Regions from separate parts of the Homo sapiens genome. Here region 1 is linked to region 2. A link is a loop called in an ENCODE intact Hi-C map of the cell type or tissue named here. Cell type or tissue: breast epithelium. All regions are shown on one strand.

The links. A loop is a pair of places that touch in the nucleus more often than their neighbours do. Peaks named below come from ENCODE experiments on the same cell type or tissue, not always from the same donor. Only the 100,000 strongest peaks of a DNase experiment are listed, where the experiment ranks them.
Region 1: a loop joins it to region 2, with 29 times the contacts of the local background. A loop is called at or near these places in 2 of 110 quality-filtered maps.

The regions. Positions count from the first base shown.
Region 1 is chr1:45,516,162-45,518,661 of GRCh38, forward strand. The region is part of intron 2 of PRDX1 (peroxiredoxin 1); the gene reads right to left. Among named protein-coding and RNA genes, the nearest start is that of PRDX1, 4.5 kb to the right of the region's middle. In breast epithelium, no CTCF peak of the experiment used is centred here; no DNase peak of the experiment used is centred here.
Region 2 is chr1:43,973,783-43,976,282 of GRCh38, forward strand. It overlaps ATP6V0B (ATPase H+ transporting V0 subunit b), which reads left to right and starts at 1,178. Exons shown (of 8, transcript NM_004047.5): 1 at 1,178-1,325; 2 at 2,018-2,066; 3 at 2,308-2,391. The coding sequence starts at 1,259. It overlaps LOC124904167 (a long non-coding RNA gene), which reads right to left and starts at 1,083. Exons shown (of 2, transcript XR_007066053.1): 1 at 661-1,083; 2 at 1-105. RefSeq lists enhancers at 331-1,164, 747-866, 917-966, 1,165-1,997 and silencers at 1,217-1,266, 1,667-1,716. In breast epithelium, a CTCF peak has its summit at 1,303; DNase peaks (open chromatin) are centred at 1,109 and 1,679; H3K4me3 peaks cover 2,189 bases; H3K27ac peaks cover 2,098 bases.

The sequences.
Region 1 (2,500 bases), 1.5 Mb after region 2:
CAATGCTTAACAATACCCAGAGAAAGCTGAATTGCAGTACTCCTCTGCTGTAGAGATAAGACACCAATAAGAAGTCACAGCCTTTGCACTTCTCCCGTGATGAACCATAGTAATGGAACAAGCATGGTTTAAGTGATCACATGTGTTCCTAACGTGCCTGACAGGACAGGAAAAATTTTAAGCCAGGCACAGTGGTGCGTGTCTGTAGTCCCAGCTACTTGGGAGGCTGAGGTGGGAGGATCCCTTGACCCCAGGAGTTTGAGGCCAGCCTGGGCAACACAGCAAGACTGTCTCAAAACAACAGAAATATATATATACATATACACAGAGAGAGAGAGAGAAAGAGGGAGACAGAGAGAGACAGAAAAGACAAAAGTACTAGTGAGTAACAGAACTTCTAGCTGCAATTTTAATGAAGTCACTGGGATTAACCACTGAAATAACAGATCTTCAAACTGGCCAGGCAGCCTTCTCGCCACACCCACCAGGCTTAAATACTAGAACAATTCCAAATATTCACTCATTTCCAGGTAGCAGCAATGTTTGAAAAGTCAAACAGGCTGGGTGTGGTGGCATGGTGGCTGACGTCTGTAATCCCAGCAGTTTGGGAGGCAGTTTGGGAGGCCGAGGCGGGTGGATCACCTGAGGTCAGGAGTTCAAGACCAGGCTGACCAACATGGTAAAACATGTCTCTACTAAAAATACAAAAATTAGCTGGGTGTGACAGCGGGGGCCTGAAATCTCAGCTACTGGGGAGGCTGAGCCAGGAGAATCACTTGAACCGGGGAGATGGAGGTCGCAGTGACCTGAGATCATGCCACTGCACTACAGCCTGTGCGACAAGATCAAAATTCCACCTCAAAAAAAAAAAAAAAAAGCCAAACAAGCAGCCCTTTTTGACATTTACCACTTTGCAGTATCACTGGAAACTAACTCATCTAAACAACCCTTCCAGCTTTGCCTAACAAGCACTTTGGGGCCTCAGCAGGTCAAGCTCTGGAGGGCAGAGAACAGCTCCTCCTAGACCTCCTGCTTATACCCCTGGGCCCAGGTCACCTCCCTATGGTGCAACTTACCTTGTTTGCTGGGAGAAGCCCCAAGAACAAAGTGTGATTATGTCAGGAAACCTAGTCAAATGTTCTACCAAAAACTAACTCCAGGGACTAATGCTACACCACTGAGAAAAGGACACTTGACACCTGAGTTTCAGGTTAGCATTCTAAGGAATCTATATCCTCAACTGTCCCAGGAGATCGAGCTGCTCTGGAACTACAAGGTAAAGAAAGGAGGAGCCTCAACAGAACTTGCCAAGTGTCTGCATGAAACTATGACAACAGAGGCCGGGCGCAGTGGCTCACGCCTGTAATCCCAGAACTTTGGGAGGCCAAGGCAGGCGGATCACAAGGTCAGGAGATCGAGACCATCCTGGCAAACATGGTGAAACCCCGTCTCTACTAAAAATACAAAAAAATTAGCCAAGCATGGTTGCGGGCGCCTGTAGTCCCAGCTACTCAAGAGGCTGAGGCCTGAGAATGGCATGAACCCAGAAGGCGGAGCTTGCAGTGAGCTGAGATCGCACCACTGCACTCTAGCCTGGGCGACAAAGCGAGACTCCGTCTCAAAAAAAAAAAAAAAAAAAAAAACTATGACAACAGAAAGGAGAGTTGTTCCATCTGTAATATCAACTCTCCTCCGGGGTCAAAACAGGCAAGGGAAAGTGCCTAGCCCTCAGCCTAATATTAACAGCTGTGATATATACGTGACCCAAACAAACTGAACGAGCAGTGTCACAGCTCCAGAGATTTGAGTGAGCTCTGAGACTTTAAATGTAGAATGTCTCTTATAACAAGAGATAATGAGTATTTCTCCAATAATAAAATAGAGGAGGGCCAGAGGCAGTGGCTCACACCTGTTATCCCAGCACTTTGAAAGGCTAGGGCAGGCAGAGGGCTTGAGCCCAGGAGTTGGAGACCAGCCTGGGCAACATGGCGCCCAGCTCTACAAAAAGTACAAAAATTAAGCCAGGCGTGGTGGCTCATGCCTGTAATCCCAGCATTTTGGGACGCCGAGGTGGGCGGATCATCTGAGGTCAGGAGTTCGAGACCAGCCTGACCACCATGGAGAAACCCCGTCTCTACTAAAAATACAAAAAAAAATTAGCCAGGCATGATGGCGCATGCCTGTAATCCCAGCTACTCGGGAGGCTGAGGCAGGAGAATTGCTTGAACCTGGGCAGTGGAGGTTGTGGTGAGCCGAGATCACGCCATTGCACTCTAGCCTGGGCAACAAGAGCAAAACTCCATCTCAAAAAAAAAAAAAAAAAAAAAAAGTACAAAAATTAGCCAGGCATGGCAGCATGCCCCTACAGTCCCAGCTACTTGGGAGGCTGAGGTAGGAGGACCACCTGAGCCCAGAGAGGTAGAGGCTGCAGTGAGCCATGACTGCGCCACTGCACTCCAGCCTGGGTGACAGAATGAGACCCTGTCTCAAAAATAAAAAT
Region 2 (2,500 bases):
AATCTGGTCACAGTGGCATTGTCGAGGGTATTGAAGGTGAACAAAGGAGATGTGGTCCCTGCCCTCAGGGAATGCCTAGTCTAATGGTGGAGGCAGAGCTGTAAGCTAACAAGGTAACCCAGACAAAGTGGGCATCAGTCATGTGTTCTACAAATATGTACTGAGGACACACTCTGTGCCAGGTACTGGAAATACAGCAGTGAGCGACACAAAAGCCATGGTGCTTCCACTCTTCCAGGGGAGTTGGACAAATAAAATACTTAGTATGCCAAATGGTGATCAGTAAGTACCGTGAGAAATGTAAAGCTGGGAAGCAGAGGAGCGTTTAAGTGGGGTGGAATATTAAACAGAATGGTCAGAGAAGGCCTTTTCAAGAAGGTGAGCAAAAACTGAAAGGAAGTTACAGGATGAGCCGCATGTATAGTTAGGAGAAGCAGAGAGAGCAAGTGCAAGGGCAGTGAGGTCGCGGTATGGTTGGCACGTTCAAAGAAATAGCAAGGAGGGCAGTGCAGCCAGAGGAGGGAGTTAGTGGGGGAATATTAGAAGGTGAAGTCAGCTGAGGGGCGTGGGGAGCCTAGCAGGCTATTGTGAGAACTTTGGCTTTTCTCCTGAATGAAATGGGAGCCATCAGGGCATTTCGACAGGGTAGTGACATCTTACTGAAGCTTAATAAGCATCACCAGGACATCGCGGGAGCCCAGCAAACGCGCTTCCCTGCCACTGGGTTAGGGAAGGCTTGCCGGAAGGACGATTTCGGAGGACAGCAGGTGTTAGCCAGGCAGCGGAGCGAGCGCCAACAGGCGCACTGGGGCGGAGAGACGCCGTGAGCAAGGTGAGGCAGAGGGCACGCGCGGCGCCACCCGCCACAGGCTAGGACGCACGGCTGCCAGAGAGGACGCCTTAGGGGCCCGCGAGCAGGCTCGGGAATAAAACAGGGCTGGCAGGGCGAGGTGGAGAGACTCGAGAAGGACCGGCCAGATGTCGAAGTTCCTAGAGAGGAGGGCGCCCAAGCCTCCGCCGAGACGCGTGACTACAACTACCACAATCCCCAGCGCCTGCGGTTCCAGCGTCGCCTTGCTCTAGACGGGCGGCGGCGCTGCGCGGGGAACCGGCGTGGGGTCACGTGGTACCGGCGCATCACGTGGGCGAGTTAGGTGACGCTGCGGGGCGGGCGGACAGACTGCGGGACGGACGGTGGACGCTGGGACGCGTTTGTAGCTCCGGCCCCGCCGTTCCGACCCCCGCCGCCGTCGCCGCCATGACGGGGCTAGCACTGCTCTACTCCGGGGTCTTCGTGGCCTTCTGGGCCTGCGCGCTGGCCGTGGGTGAGGCCGGGTCCTGGCGGGCGGGAGCAGCATCGCGGCCGAGCTGGCCGGGTCGGAACTCGGCGGGGAAGTGGCCTGCGGGGAATACTGGCCCCCCGCGCGCTCTGCACCCGAGGCTCTGGGGACTTGCGCCTGCGAGGGCCTCTGACTCCGACAAAGGAGACCCGGATTTCCAGCTGCTTGAGGAGGGGTGCGGGCGGGTAGGGGCCGCGAGGGCAGCACTCCCCCGTCCTGCCACTATCGCTGTCTCCCCTCGCTCCCACGTCTCACTGCTGTCCCCCCTTTCTTGCTCCTGACCGGCCCGCTCGGTCACAAGCCGGCTGCTCCGGTTCCTCTTTTCCCAGTCGCTTTGCCCTCCCCCACCCACAGCTTGTTGGGTAAACAGCGGAACGGACTGGGCCGGCGGGATCTGGCTGGAGCGCTTGCTCCCTCGGTCCCGCCTCGGATTCGGGCTTGCGGGTGGCGACCCTGCCTGCGCAGGTGCTTGGTCTGGGAGGTGGTTTTAGCGAGGGAATGGCAGAAAATGGAGGCCTAAGCAGAGGAATCTGTCTACACAGCTGTACTGTCACCTGGGGGCAGCCTGAGGACGCCCCTTCAGGGAGGTGGCCCTTCAGCTCGGCAGCTACTTTAGGTTGAAGAACTTCTCTCTACCGAGCAGCCCGTAACCCCCTTTTTCTCCCTCACTGCTGCAGGAGTCTGCTACACCATTTTTGATTTGGGCTTCCGCTTTGATGTGGCATGGTAAGGGAGGGCAGGGGGAGGATTCCCCTTGAAGCTTCTTCCCTGCAGCCTCTCTTCTTTTCTCTGGTCTGAGTCCCTCCCCCACACCACTGCCTGCCTGGGACATGGACCTTTGGGAAATACGCGGTCAGTTGTTGCCTGTAGAACTGGTGGTGGGGTTGAAGGGGGTTTGAGGGGTTAAGATTTTGTGCTCCGCTTCCCTGCTAGAGCTGAACTGCTTTCTTCTCTGCTTCCACAACAGGTTCCTGACGGAGACTTCGCCCTTCATGTGGTCCAACCTGGGCATTGGCCTAGCTATCTCCCTGTCTGTGGTTGGGGCAGCCTGGTGAGTATTGGGGTGGTGGGACTGGGGGCAGGGGCTGAGTCATGGCAGGTGGTGTCACTGGGGTCTTAGGCATGCTGAGGGCAGTGACAGCTTGGGCTCTGCTCATCAG